Linked DNA regions of Homo sapiens: region 2 is linked to region 1. A link is an interaction called in ENCODE POLR2A ChIA-PET data of the cell type or tissue named here. Cell type or tissue: Panc1. All regions are shown on one strand.

The links. ChIA-PET counts read pairs that join two places held together with the same protein. Peaks named below come from ENCODE experiments on the same cell type or tissue, not always from the same donor. Only the 100,000 strongest peaks of a DNase experiment are listed, where the experiment ranks them.
Region 2: POLR2A ChIA-PET joins it to region 1 with 26 read pairs; 2 of 35 experiments call an interaction of 5 or more read pairs at or near these places.

The regions. Positions count from the first base shown.
Region 1 is chr5:11,032,748-11,040,747 of GRCh38, forward strand. All of the region lies in intron 16 of CTNND2 (catenin delta 2), which reads right to left. Among named protein-coding and RNA genes, the nearest start is that of CTD-2154B17.1, 250 kb to the left of the region's middle. In Panc1, no CTCF peak of the experiment used is centred here; no DNase peak of the experiment used is centred here; H3K27me3 peaks cover 482 bases.
Region 2 is chr5:10,721,131-10,729,130 of GRCh38, forward strand. All of the region lies in intron 2 of DAP (death associated protein), which reads right to left. Among named protein-coding and RNA genes, the nearest start is that of DAP-DT, 36 kb to the right of the region's middle. RefSeq lists a silencer at 5,186-5,349 and an enhancer at 6,221-6,720. In Panc1, a CTCF peak has its summit at 3,759 (motif pointing right); DNase peaks (open chromatin) are centred at 4,151 and 5,683; H3K4me3 peaks cover 992 bases; H3K27ac peaks cover 3,677 bases.

The sequences.
Region 1 (8,000 bases):
GCCAGTCTCAAAAGGTTCTATATTGTAAGATACCACTTATATAACATTCTTGAAATAACAAAATTATAGAGATGGAGAACAAATTAATGATTGCTAGGAGTTTAGGATACTTAGGAAGACTGTGACTATGACAAGATGGTACAACAAATATCATTGGGTTGAGGGAATAATTCTGTATTTTGATAGCCTTGATGGTTACACAAATCCACACATGTGATGACACTGTACACATATACTGCAATGTTAATTTCCTGATTTATTGTGTTATAGTTACATAAGATATAGCCATTGCTGGAAACTGGCTGAGGGATGCATAGGACCCCTCCTTACTATCTTTGCAATTTCCTGTGAATCCATAATTTTTTTAAAGTTAAAAATTAGAAAAGTCACACAGAAATATAGAAATATGCCAATAAACATGTGCTGACAAAAAGGTGTTAATAAATCTTAAAATGTATCCCCTGGTTCAATCCACAATGGACTTGACAAGGATTACAAAAAAATAGCACATATGAGATAAGAAGACATCCAGTCAGAAGTTCCTGAATCCTCCAGCTTACCCAAGAGTTTGCTGGGGATTCTTCTGTTGTATGTGTATAAACATTTTCTGTGTCTAGAAATTGGTATAACTTTTCTATTCTCTGGATGAGACTGATAAATGGAGCTCCCAATTTGATTGGCTTATGTAAACAAGTAAGTCCTTGTATATGTAATTACAACAAGAAAACTAAAAAATTGCCAATGAAAATACTCTCAGAATGCTTTAAGTTGCTGGTCCTTTAAGAAAAAAAATAAAAATCTGGCCAGGCTTGGTGGCTCATGCCTATAATCCCAGCACTTTGGGAGGCCAAGGTGGGCGAATCATGAGGTCAGGAGTTCGAGACCAGCTTGGCCAACATGGTGAAACCCTGTCTCTACTAAAAATAAAAAAAATTAGCTGGGTGCAGTGGCGGGAGCCTGTAATCCCAGTTACTCGGGAGGTTGAGGCAGGAGAATCGCTTGAACCTGGGAGGCAGAGGTTGCAGTGAGCTGAGATCATGCCACTGTACTCCAGCCCAGGCAACAGAGTACGACTGTCTCAACAACAACAGCAACAACAACAACAACATCTTTCACAAAAGCTTATTTCAAGGAAAAACACAAAGAAATTTCACAATGAATTAAATTAACAGCCTTGGTAGCTAGGTTAAAAAATTTAAAGCAAAGAAATAAAAGTTGATACCAGGTTAGCAAAGACAAGGTAAAAAATAGTACTAAGACACTTCAGGACCTTTAAGGATATTTGAAGAGGTTTCAATATTTAGTATCTAAGGTAAAAAGAGTTGATGCAGTATTTTCAGGTAAAGGAAATCCTTGCAAAATCAGACTGATTTGATAATATTAGGGGAAAAACAGAGATGTCTTTCCCCTGGTTTTATCATTTCATAAATCTTTTGTTAGCATGATCTGTTTTATAAAAGATTAGGTTTGTTTCCTCAATTTTTAATAATACGAATTTTTAAGATTTCCAATTCTAGGTTTATTAAACAGATAAGCTAATATTATTATTTAAACATTTAAAAAGGTTAACGAGTGTTCAGCTAGATTGAATTGTAATAACTGCTGTTTCATGAAGGAGTCGCTCTTCTTCACCTTAGGGAATTCCACAACAATCTGTTACTGAGTTACTCCACCAAATTCCTCTGAGTAAAATTCTTAGTGTCCTCTTTTTGAAAAAACACTGTCCACTAAACACATAGGCACACACATATATGCGCTTCAAATATCTGCAAATGTACAAATGTCCTGGACTTGTTCATGTTGCTAATTCATGAAATACAAAAACAATATATCAGACTGTTGGAGGAAGGACATTGTGAGGAGTCACAGGCAGCTTTCTGGAATCTCAGCTGATCTCAAGTGCACACAGGCAACTGTCTCCTAGCCTTCTCTATGTCTGTGAGGAAACAACTCAGTTACATGGTTTCAAAGTTATAACTCATGAAAAGTAGATGCTGCATGTGTTAGTTTTCTTCTTTTTTTTTTAATGTGATCTTTGTCATTTTTTATTGTGTTTATTGGGATCTTGTTTTTTTTGTTAAGCTAACTACTAGTGGTCTGTTGATCTTTTTTTTGCCTCTTTTTTAAATTTATTATTATTATACTTTAAGTTTTAGGGTACATGTGCACAGTGTGCAGGTTAGTTACATATGTATACATGTGCCATGCTGGTGCGCTGCACCCACTAACTCGTCATCTAGCATTAGGTATATCTCCCAATGCTATCCCTCCCCCCTCCCCCCACCCCACAGCAGTCCCCAGAGTGTGATGTTCCCCTTCCTGTGTCCATGTGTTCTCATTGTTCAATTCCCACCTATGAGTGAGAATATGCGGTGTTTGGTTTTCTAATGCTGCTGTAACAAATCACCACAGGTTCAGTGCTTTAAAACTAGATACATTTATTATTTCACAGTTCTGCAGGTTAGAAGTACAACACTGGTCTTACTAGGCTTCAATTAGGGTGTGGGTAGATTACGGTGTGGGAAGGACTGCATTCTGGGAGCTCTAGGAGAGAATCATTTTCTTGCCTTTTCCAGTTCCTAGAGGCCACCTGATTTCCTTGGCATGTAACCCTCTGTTTCTACCTTTAAAACTAGCAACAATGGGCCTTTCTTGTGTCACATCGCTCTGACCCTTTCATTTGCCTCCAGCTGCTCCCTTTTCCACTTTTAAGGACCTTTGTGATTACATTGGGCCCACTGGGATAATCCAGGGTCTTCTTCCTATCTCAAGGTTAGCTGATTATAAACCTTAATTCCCCTTGGCCACGTAAGGTGGCACAGCCACAGGTCTGGGGGAATAGGCTCTGGACATCTTTGGGAGGACATTATTCTGCCTACTACACTGTACTAGGTACAATAGTTGTAAAATAATATGAATGTGTCTGTAAGATAATGGAATGCATTTTTGTTTATCGAGGAAGAAAGTGTGTCTAAGGTTAAAAAATCTGGCTGTGTGTTAATATGTAAAATTAAGACATATTTGAGGATGTGCAATAAGTTATGGAAAGGTTGAGAAGAAGTGAACCTTATTTGTCTTGGTTTATAATGCCTGGAAATAATGAACTTGAAAAAAAAAAACAATGAAAGGTGTCACAGTCTTTTATAAAGTTTGTGTAATTTTGATGAGTTTACTTACAAGATAGAGAAAAGGCCTGTGAACTTTCTACTGCAAATGTTACATGAGTAGGGTACAAAAATAATGAAGTTAGTGTTGGGTTTTCTCTCTGATTATATTTGAGTATATACTCTGTTTTCAGTAAGAAATTGTGAAGAATAGTCTGTGCCCAAAGAACAAGAGCTTCTTTTGTCACTAAAATCCTCCTACTTGATATCGTGTTAATTTTTTTTTTGCGCTTTTGTTACTCTCGAGTCACTTTTAGCAAAATTTCCTCACTTGTGGAAATGCTAGAGTTCAATCTTTTAAATTAATATTTAGCAAAAGATCCTTGCTTATGAAAATGCTAGAGTTCCTAATAACTTCTTTAACCGTTTTATTATAAATATTATCATTCTGAGCCAAGCTGAAGTTACGTCTTGTCTTCAGCCACTCCAGATTTACACTCATATCTTGCATCCCAGATAACTCTTTTTGAAATTGCCTTCCACAAATCTGCACCCCCACAGTCAAACTAATACAACTTTTTTTTTTTGGACAGAGTTTCACTCTTGTTACCCAGGCTGGAGTGCAATGGCACGATCTTGGCTCGCTGCAACCTCTGCCTCCTGCGTTCAAACAATTCTCCTGCCTCATCCTCCCAAGTAGCTGGGATTACAGGTGCCCACCACCAAGCCTGGCTAATTTTTTGTATTTTTTGGTAGAAATGGGATTTCACCACGTTGGCCACACACCTCGGCCTCCCAAAGTGCTGGGACTACAGGCATGAGCCACTGCGCCTGGCCTCAAACTAATACAACTTTTAGAAGTATCTTCTACATCTAAACCATCTTTGCGGTTTCTCAGAAAACTTCCGGTGACACTAAAGATTTTTCTTCTTCACTTTATGAGAAAAGGGATCCTAGAAATAATTGGCTATGTTCAGCATTTCGTAGATTTTTATTTGGTTTAATACTATGTTGAGAGCTGTCCTGTTCATCAAGAATCCAATACAAAAAGACCTGCCAAGACATGAAAAAATGAAAAGCTCAACCACCACTTAATTATGATGAGTAAAATATGAGCATTATGATTATGCTTCAGCAGTGATGACCTTTTCATTGTGGAGAGAGGCACACTCTCCTTCATGTTAAAGAATGGCACAATAATGGTCAACAATTTTTTAAAAGAAGATCCCATTTCCACATTTAAAATAGCCTTTTCAGTTGGTGGTAATCCAAACACACATTGGATGGAATAAATTAAAAGGCCATGGAGATTGTTCTGTGCCCTCACCACTCTCATGGCCGTCACTGACTAATTATTTATGAAACTAAACTGGCCTCAATTTGGATATTAGTGGTTATAATGAGTAAACAACCAGACCTATTCAGCCTTAGCACCAACAGGTGGTTTCTGATTTTTTGTCACACGATCCTAAATACCCCTGCCAAAACCATGCGTCAGTATTGATGGCTGCTGGAAGAAACATCACAACAGCTCGATTAAAGGACTCTAACAAGTTCTTTCGACACTTCATAGAATAGAAAATTGGATCTTAGTTACACGCATCCCTATATCAGCTGATATCACCACCACATATGAAGACTACCAAGGGACTGAGTCAGGAGTTCCAGAACTTGTTTGCACTGGAGGCAGAAAACTTTGAGAAAGTGGAGTGCCTACTAATCCAAGATCAACAAAACAAGGATTAATTACCTCAACAAAATGATACAAATTTCGCTGTGATTACTGTTCTGATTTGAATCGGGCATGTTATAGAAGCCTTCTGTCTATTTCCTCTGTCTCCAGTGCTTGATCTAACAGGTTATGCTTATAAAGACTAGAATAAAACATTCCTTAAATGGTATCTTCTAATTAATCCTTCAAAACTCATTTTTAAAATCCTTTAAAAATTTTAAAACAGATGATGATAATAAATTATCAGGAAAAGCTAATAACTATAATAGTCCTGCAAATATCATGACATATATTGATTGGTCTGAAACTATACAACAACTGAAAGCAATAGTTACATTATTATTTAACTATTATTATTACTAATCTGGGTGTTTTTCTTTAGCCATAGGCCTTCATATTTACCTAGAATCTGTCCTCCTTCCTACCAGAATGTAATTGAGTAAATCAAATCTGTGATAATGACCATGCCAGAGATGTTACATTTAAAGGGAAATATAATGTAATTAGACATGACAAGCTCATTTAAAATGAGTGCATTTCATATGTGGGGTTAATGCCTACACCATCCTCCCAGGACACTGGCTTGGTTCATGTTGTGTAGCTTAGGGCAGGGGTCCCCAAGCCCTGGGCCATGGAACAATACTGGTCCATGGCCTGTTAGGAACCAGGCCACACAGCAGGAGGTGAGCAGCAGGTGAGCGAGAATTACAGCCTGAGCTTCGCCTTCTGTCAGATCAGTGGTGTCATTAGATTCTTACAGGAGTGTGAGCCCTATTGTGAACAATGCATGTGAAGGAGCTAGGTTGCACACGCCTTATGAGAATCTAATTAATGCCAGATGATCTGAGGTGGACACTTTCATCCTGAAACCATCTTCCCCACCGACCTCAGTCCATGGAAAAATGGTCTTCCATGAAACTGGTCCCTGCTGCCACAAAGGTTGGGGAACGTTGGCTTAGGGAATCCCAACTCTACAGGCAGTATGGCCAGGAGCACTGAAAACTTGGAGCTCAGAGAGATGGAATAATCTTTGAGACCTAGGTAGTGGATGTGAAACCTGGAAGAGGTGAACTTTGAATCTGAAAGTTCTGGATTACTGATTTCAGCAATCCAGAATCAAATATTTCTGCCACAGATATAAAAGTGACCACAAAACAAAAGTTAACCCTCAAGATTTAACATCATATAGCTCTCATTTTTATAACCATGCTAAGGGGTCTTTGTGAATGAATCAACACTGCTTGCTATACCTATGTCTATACAGCTGGTTCAATAAGACAACATATCAAATTAATGATCACAAATAGGAAAACTGCTAACCAAACACCTGTGGTTAAATCTATTTTAGGGGCAGAACGTCAGCATTATAACTGTAAAGGCAAACCAGTACCCAGCTCTGCACCTGTCATGGCAGCGTGCACATCATGTGCTTGTCACAGTCCTCATTCAGGGAAACAGGACAAAGCCAAGCTCAGGGAAACAATCCCAAAGCAAGCAAGCAAGCAAGCAAGCAAACAAACAAACAAAACACACAATCGCCTTTCTACTGTAGTCCCAAATAATGAATCTTTGACCCATTTCCTAACAGTTGCAGACTCCCCAATCAACATCATCTCTGACATTGGCAATACCAATCTGTGACAATGTGATTACCTTGTGAGAAAACTGCTGTTTGCCCAGCATGACCTGACTAAATGTAACCTTACAAACCAAGGTAATTTTGTACTTAGTTTTAAATGTAGACGGCTGGTCTTAATTCTGGCTCCCCTGCAACAATCCATAAGAAAACCCCTTTCTCATCTTGATGCTTTTTCTTTCTGTCTTCCTTTCACACAGTGGACGATGGCTGTGGCAACACCAACCCTCTGGATTGATCATACCAGTCCCCTTTTCCCAGAAAGGGACCTGTTCATCTCCACATCTGCCCCTTTGCTCTTGCTAGATTCAAATAAATATTTCAAGAGATGCCTTGATTTTTTTAAAAAATGAATCTTCTTTTATAATCTGCCTGTTGTTTTAATTGATTAGAGATTTATTCAAATAGAAAAAGAGAGAGAGAAGGAATATTAAGAAGAGACCAGCTGGAGCCAGGGGATCAAATAGTTGCAATGGGCAGAGGATAAGACAAATTCTAGAAGGTACACTAAAGTTCCTTATGTTTTTTTCTAATAACCATTATTTTAAAAAACAAGTACAGGCCAGGCACAGTAGCTCACACCTGTAATCCCAGCACTTTGGGAGGCCGAGGCTGGTAGATTGCATGAGGTCAGGAGTTCGAGACCAGCTTGGCCAACATGACGAAACCCCATCTCTACTAAAAATGCAAAAATTAGCCAGGCATGGTGACACGTGCCTGTAGTCCCAGCTACTTGGGAGGCTGAGGCAGAAGAATCAGTTGGACCTGGGAGGCAGAGGTTGCAATGAGCTGAGATCACACCACTGCACTCCAGCCTGGGTTAACAGAGTGAACTCTGTCTCAAAAAAGCAAACAAACAAAAAAAACTCCGAAAAAATTAGCTGGGCATGGTGGCGGGTGCCTGTAATCCCAGCTACTCAGGAGGCTGAGGCAGGAGAATTGTTTGAACCCGGGAGGTGGAGGTTGCAGTGAGCTGAGATCACGCCATTGCACTCTAGCCTGGGTGACAGGGTAAGACTCAGTCTCAAAAAAACAAAAACAAAAACAAAAAGCACAGACCTGTAGCACATATAAGATCCTATTTCACATGCCCGAATTGGTAAGCAGTTAGTCTGAGAAAATGATTCAAAGAGTAACTCAATCCTCTGAAAAGAAATAACATTGAATGAGGCAGAATCTTACAGGTTTATGGCATACGGTATGCATTTCTTTCAAGAGTTGTTATACTCAAATAAATAACCTATTCCATCTGTTTGGAAGACAAAAGGAATTGTATGTTTCAGCACCTTGTCTCATCCAGGGGAATTCACTGAATTAGATTCTGAGAAATTCTCACACTGTTGAAGTGTGAAGAACTAAGAAAATGAGTAGAACTGTGGGCAAGAAGGTGGCTGAGATATGCATATTTAACTAGTATAAGAATGGTTCTAAAAATAAAAATGGCAGTTAATTAACAAGAGATTTGCTGAAGTTCCTTTTTGAACTAGAAATAAATTGATTTTTGAGAAATACTGAAAATGAGGCAAGC
Region 2 (8,000 bases), 310 kb before region 1:
CTGGGGCAAAGTTCTCCAAAAGGCTGTGTATGCTCTCAGTCAGCCTCCAATATATGTTACTGTTTCTCCCACAGCCAGGATTCACGGGTCCAGGAACTAAGAGGTGGAAGTGGAAGTGGCACTACTCACCATCACCCCTAATGATCCACTGGCAAAATTTTTGCTTCCTGTTCCCACAACATTATGTTCTGCTGGCCTAGAGGTCTTAGTTCCAAAGGGAGGAACGCGGCTACCAGGAGACACAACAATGATTCCATTAAACTTGAAGTTAAGATTGCCTGGACACTTTGGGCTCTTATTACCTTAAGTCAACAGGGTAAGAAGGGAGTTACAGTGTTGGCTGGGGTGATTGACCCAGACTCTCTAGATGAAATCAGTCTACAACTCCACAACAGAGATAAGGAAGAGTATGCATGGAATACAGGAGATCCATTAGGGTGTCTCTTAGTCTTACCATTGCCTGTGATTAAGGTCGACGGGAAACTACAACAGCCCAACCCAGGCAGGACTACAAATGGCTCAGACCCCTCAAGAATGAAGCAGGGAAAAAACCACAACCTGCTGAGGTGCTTGCTGAAGGCAAAGGGAATACAGATTGGGTAGAAGAAGGTAGTCATCAATACCAGCTACGACCATGTGACCAGTTCCGGCTCCAGAAATGGGGACTGTAATTGTCATGAGTATTTCCTCTTTCTTTTGCTAAAAACATGTTTGTGCATGTATACACTTGTACTAAGAAAATATCTTTATTGTATTTCCTTTTCCTTTATTGTGTGACATAAGATTTACTGACTTCATATCAGCATTTAAGTATTGCTAATCTTATGTAATAGTATTTGGGTTGGGGATCAGTGCGTTTCTGGTAGTACAAAGGATAGTTGTATTATGTTAGGTGTAATTATGATCTTATTGTATTTGAAGATTATGTATGATCTCAGGAAATGTGTATGGGTTCAAGTTGACAAGGGATGGACTTGTGGTGGTTAATAATGAGTGTCGACTTGATTGGATTGAAGGATGCAATATTGATCCTGGGTGCATCTGTGAGGGTGTTGTCAAAGGAGATTAACATTTGAGTCAGTGGGCTGGAGAAGGCAGATCCACCCTTAATCTGGTGGGCACCATCTAATCAGCCATCAACAAATATAAAGCAGGCAGAAAAACATGAAGCGAGAGACTGGCCTCACCTCCCAGCCTACATCTTTCTCCCATGCTGGACGCTTCCTGCCCTCGAACATCGGACTCCAAGTTCTTCAGTTTTGAGGCTCGGACCTAGCTCTTCTTGCTCCTCAAGCTTGCAGACAGCCTACTGTGGGACCTTGTAATTGTGTAAGTTAATACTTAATAAACTCTCTCTCTATATATATACACATACATATGCATACATATACATATACATGCATATATATACATATATACATATACATGCATATATATACATACATACATATATATACATATATACATATATATACATATATACACATATATACACACATATATATACATATATATATATGTTCACGACTGCAAGTGGTCAGATGCTGGCTGCTATACCCTGCCTGGACCCAGATGCCACAGCAATGTCACCTTAATGAAAACTATATGGGGGAAAATGACAACATCTAAGTGACAACACTTCACCCACCAATAGCAACGCCCTTCTCACACCCACCACCCAACGACTGATACTCATGCCAAATCTTTCTTGAAATTACTATTCCCCACCATCCTTTACAGACTGCACTTAAGAAGGAAGGAGCCCACAGAACCGAATATCAATCACAGAAGCTGCATAGCCAGACATTCAGTGTTCGATGTACCGAAAAATCCTCTTTACACGTCTTTATGCTTCTGGCCACTACAGCCGCAAAGTCCAGCCATTAGAAGGGACAGCCATCTTTCAGAGTCATGTCCCTTGATGAAATGTCAATGCCAAAGAAATATAGACAGATATGCCTTATGTATTTTGCCATGTCTCCTCCCTCTTGCCATCACAGTCTCCTCTAAAAGAGTAAGCAACTAAAAAAGAAAAGCTAAATGTTCAGTCCCTGTAAAACACCATTTACAATAACAAACTCACACTGATAGAAAAGGGAAGATACTGTATTAATAGCACATCAGGTCAAAAAATTAGAACATAAGAATGATAAAAACCATGGCAATTAATTCAACGCCCTATATATAGTCTATCCTGTAAATATAATTTGATTTGCACAGAGCTCCTCAGCTGGCTATTAGTACAGCGATCAGCTCAGGTCTTCTAGGCCAGTCCTTGCTTTGCAGCACGATGCCTTGTAAGAACAATTCAGTGGCTACAAAACCTTGGAAATAGTACTTAACTCCTTTGGGTCATCCAAGCAAAACTACTCTCGTGAAGCTCATTTCATTGGGATATTGGGGAAAGAAATAGCAGAGAAGGGATGGAGGCACATAAGAAACAATCATTAAGAAGACCCAGGCAAGAAACAAAACAATTCTTGAGCATTTTAAGTAAAGAAAAAGGCAGCATGTTACAGTCACTAATTAACACATAGCCCTTTCTGAGGAGAGATTCTATCACAGGCTCCAGGCCAGATACTAAAGCAAAAGAATGTGTGAAACCAAACTCCTACCTCATTAAAGATCTCTGGTCTGAGTTGGCCCTACATGTTATTATATGCCATTATCTTCATCTTCATTACAATGCTGAGTTGTGACACCTTCTATGTTGACAGAGCTCCTAAGGATACAGAAGGAGAGTCGCACATCTTGCTCTGTATCTTAGGGGACTGTCTGCTATCCAAGTGTACTTGCGGGTGTCTATTTGGAAGATTATTGAAGTAAATGCCAAAATACAAACGGTGCATTGTTTGGGTGCAGAAAAAAACATATAGCAAAAAAGTAAACCTGTGGGATGTGTTCAAGGCACCATACAGCAAAGGCAATCCATTTCCTTGTGCTACCCTCAAAATGTTATACAATAATTTCTGGTAAAAACTCTAAATTAAAACAATTTAAAAGCACAGCACCTCTAATCCTGTTTAAGCCTGAAATGATTTATAAATACCTACCCAGGAACTACTCTGCCACCAAAGGAATGCAGATGGCCTCAGTGAGGATTAATCCATCTCTGGAAGGTTCTTGAGGACTAACTTATCCTTTCTTATTTTCTCCAGAGTCTAGCAAGGTTCCACCTCTATAACAGAAACCCCATGAATATGGGACTGCTGTTAATTCACGCTGTGCTTTTAGTTCTTTTCAAAGCTTACAGATATTCATATTTTTCCCTCATTTTCTTTTCTCTATAAAAGTCCCATAAGAGAAAGAGACACATGCACAAATCTTGCACTACAGATGAGGAAACAGGCACCAAAGGTTCATGATTTACCAGGGGCCACCCAGGAGCAATAGGCCAGCACCCCAGGGCCCATCAGCTTAGGGCTTTCCTAGATTAAATGCTTTACACACATTTCAGGTAGACCAGGGGAGGCTGGCTCTTGTGGACTATGTGTACCTAAATTGCTTAAGAGTCATAAATGTGGTCCAAGATTTTCAAAAAGTCATAACCAGCACATGAACTAACAGACCAAAGACTCAGCCTAGGTGGGGTCAAACTAAAGCTGCAGAGGAAACATTCCTCCTTTCTGGTTCTGTGTCCCTAATGGATGAGGGCTCCAGTGACTTGGAGGGAAGAGTGCTGGTGCTCCCCAGGGCCTCTCAACCCGGGTGCGCAGCCATCTGGACAGAGTCAAGCTCTGACAAACCCAACAGCCGCCAGGGGGTGTAGCTCTCTACTCCCCCCAGGAGGAGAAGGTGGGGGTTCTGCAGCTGTGTGCTGACTTGAGCTTCTTCCTCCCCCCTCTCCCCTTCAGGCTCCCCTCTGACCCAACACCCCATGGGCTTGGCCTCGCTAAGGCTGGGAAAGGGCTGCATTTGTTTCTATCTCTGATCACATTTGGAATCCCTGGCAAAGTGAAAACAAACCTTCCATTCTTCAGCCGTGTTTGTTTTGGGCCCATTTGGCACCACCCTTCCCATTTCAGGCTTATTTTTTTTCCACTTATCGTCATCATGAATTTGGTAGAGGTGAGTCATTGGTTTTAACCCTGGCTCCAGCTTCCTCTCGTTTGTACTTTTCCAGTCTAATTTCCTTTATTTGCAGCGCCTTGAAAGTCTCCAATCGCTAGCCTCTGACATGGTTATGCCGGGTCCTGAGCTCGGGCTGTCTCCAGTCCTGAGGCGTGTGGGCTCCTGCACGCTGGGCCAGGGGTTTCTGAGTGGTTGTTGTGTTCCTGGTTCTGAGGCTCCTGCCCACAAGATCCGAAGACTCACCAGGGCAGCTGCTGACCTTCAGGTGGAGGCAGGGAGCCTCTGCAGAAGCCGGTGCCGCTGCAGAGCTGCTCCAACACTGCCGTGGTGTCTTATAAAGCCACAAAGCTTGAGTTGACAATTGGGGTAGAAGGAAAATCACTGAAACTCCTCTGTCTTAAATGAGCTTGATGGAAAGCAGTCCCTAATAATACAATCCTAGTGCTGAAAAGATGTCTCTCAACTTAAACATTTGAAGTAGGATTTTAGGCTTTCTTCTCAATAATTTCCCCACAACTCTTTGGGAAAAGGTGACTAGTTAACAGAGCAGAAACGGTGGGCAGGAGACTGGAAGTCTTTGGAGTCACACATTTGGATTCACATCTTATTTGTCAGTTACTTTGGTAATGACCTTAGGCATGCCATTAGTCTTTCTCAGTAGATATACCTGACCACAAAAGAGAGTCCCACCACTTACCTTGTAGGATGTGAAGACTAATAAGACTAAGTATGTAAAGCACCTGGTCTAAAGGTAGCTGTATTTGCTGTTATTTGGCTATTAGACTTCCTGAATACTGCTGAATTGCTTAAGTCATACTGGGGACAATCTTCTAAACTTCTCATTCCCCAAGGACCGATTAAGTTGAGACATAATCATAAAGTCAACAGGACACATGACAGATGCTTTCAAAATAGATTCAAGTCCCATGGAAAAAAATGTTCAATTCTGCCTGTTGGACAGTTGTCATTTATACTCTCTTCCGCCTCCCCTCTGGAGTCCTTATAAATATGGTGGCCAATTAGGAAGTTATCATTACTCACCCACAGTGAAAGAATAAACTGTTCATGAACCATTTTCTCCCTTTAACACAGTGTTCATACATTTCTGAAATGTGTAGGCTTCACTTGCATTGCAGAGACTGGGATGGTGTGTGTGTCTCAGATAAGTGCTGCTCACAGCGTGGTGGGGAACAAGCAGCACCACTAACTCTGGGAGCTCATGAGAAATAGTCTCAGGCCCACCCCAGCCCTGCTGAGGCAGAATCTGCATTCTGACCAGATTCTCAGGTGATCTGCAAGTGCATTCAAGTTTGGGAGGCTCCTTGGTCACACAGAGGAGGCAGAGGTGTGACGGTGAAGGTGCCGGCCCCGGCCCAGGAGGCGGGGTTCTGACTGCTCTTCAGCCCCTGCCACTTCAGCTTAGCTGAGGGACAACAGGCGAGTCATATCACCCTCCAAGCTTACCCTCGTTACATCCAAAATTGTGAAGGGCCTGAGGTTTTATGTCACTTGTCAGCTAATACGTCAGCCTGCCACTGTGTGTGCATGTGTGTGGAAAAGTGTGTGTGTGTGTGAGTATGAGTGTTCACAACAGAAGGTGCAAGACCTCTGAGTCAGAGAGAGCAGAAAGAACGACATCTTAGCACTAGTTTGCTAAGTGCCAGTCCCCACAGTGATGTGACATGGTGAGGGCCAAGTGTCACTTATGCATGTAGTGGAATCATCACAGAAGAGAAGCCCCAGAATTAGGGAACGCTGACCTTGTACAGGGCTGCTGGTGACCTTCCCTCTCCACTGTCGAGAGGGAGAGACAGAGACTTAGCTTGATCCTGGAATGTAAGCAACTGTTTTAGGGAAGTGGAAGGGAAACTTCTGTAAGCTGTATTGTCCTAAAATGTCTCCTTATACGAACATTATTAACTTGGCTGTAAATGTCTTTGCTCAGAGGACCTGGACTGTGCAGAAACATGACATGTCCATAGGAACTGTCTCTCAATGTGCCCATGTGTCAGGAGAATGGGTGGCTGGCACACAGCAGGCAACAGTACCTGGCCACTGCCCCGGGGGAGCTTGTAGTCTGAGAACCACCCACAATGGAACCACAGTGTCATGAGAGGGGAAGTCCCAGGTGCCTGTGGGAACGCACAGGGGTCAGCACACCCTGATGAAGGCAGGGCTGTCAGGAAAGGGTTCCTGGGGCTGGCTTCCAAGCTGAGACTTGACGTTTGGATTGGCTGGTTCTGAGTGCCAGGCAGGAAGCCCTGACAGTCGGCCGTGAGAGGGTGGTGGGGATGGGGCCTGCTGCCTTGCTCCTGATGCTCAAGGGCCCGACTTCATTCTGAGGGTTTAGATGGGGGGGACTGGGGAGAGGGAGAAATACATGTTGATTCCCTGGTTCTGGCTTGGACAACTCAATATCCAAGTTATGAGAGCCTAGTAACAAGATGGAAAGGGGAGCAGAGTTTGAGGGACGAAAATGGTGTGCTGTATGTAGGCAATCTGCTATGTTTCTGGGAGTATAAATTGAGATATCCAATCTATGCAGTCATCCCTTGGCATCCATGGGAGAGTGGTTCCAGCACCCCTGTGGATACCACAATCCCACAGATGCTCACATCCCTGATATAAAATAGTGTAGTATGTGCATATAACCTTCACACATCCTCCCATATACTTTAAATCATCTCCAGTTACTTACAATTCCTGATACGATGTAAATGCTATGTAAATAGCTGTTATCCTGTATTGTTTGGGGAACAGTGACAAGAAAAAAAAGTCTGTACCTGTTCAGTACAGATGCAATCATCCATTTTTTTCCTGAATATTTTCAGTTCACAGTTGGGTGACTCTGCCGTGGGTTGAACCCTTGGATGCAGAACCCACAGATACAGAAGGCTGACTGTCTATGATTAACAGGCAAAGAAAAGAACATGAAGGCGGTTGTAACTTACTTTTTTTTCCTGGATATCAGAAAGTGAAATGCTATTTTTTTGTATTTATTTACTAATATTTGTTTACAAATATTTATTCTTTTGAGAATTATTTGTTCATCTTCTTTTGAATTCACTGGGAATTTGATGTGTTTATGACTGATTTATATGAACTTCCCATTCATTTTCAGTCTGTATTAGGTTTTCAGCTATCACTGCTACTTTTTAGAAACCTTAAGTGTGGAGTTACTTAAAATCCTGGGGGAAAGATTTAGACTGAGCCCAAAGGATAGGCCAAAAAGACAAAAAAGAAGACCTCTGATGGACCAAGACTATGTTCTTTTGCCCTATTTTCAGAGCTTCAGGGAAATTAAATATAAACGGATGTATGGACAAGTCAATTCTGAGTTTAAGAAATTAAAGCAGTGCTACTAATTGATAATTTTACTGATTTGTTAATGTTCTTGAGAAAACTTGACCTTCCAGTAAGTCCAAGTAAACAGATACAATCACCAAACTCCTGGGTTCAAATTAATCACACACTAGGAAAAACATGTCTTGCCTTAGATACAACTTTCGATCACGACCACAGCACTGGACAGGGGGCTGAGGGGCTAACCCACGAAGAAGGTCTGGAGAGATACCCCTACGTGGCACCCTTGTGTCAAAGTGTGAATGAATTGGGGGGAGAGATGCGGAGAGGAAGAGGCAGGGGGAGAGGGCCAGTCAGCCCCATCCCCAGAATCAATGACATCATTTATTCTGCTTTTTTCAAAATGAACATTGATGCTGTTCCCCCAACCAGTACAGATTCACCATATTTCCACCTATCGAAATTCTATGTGCTCTTTTAGGTTCAAAGAGTATCAACTTTCTCATGTTAATTAAACAGCATGTTAATTGACAACATCCATGTTGTTAATTGTCCTAGTTTTTTTCTCAACCCACGGAACTTATTTAATATTGCAGGGTATCAACAACCCTTTTCCCACAAAGAGT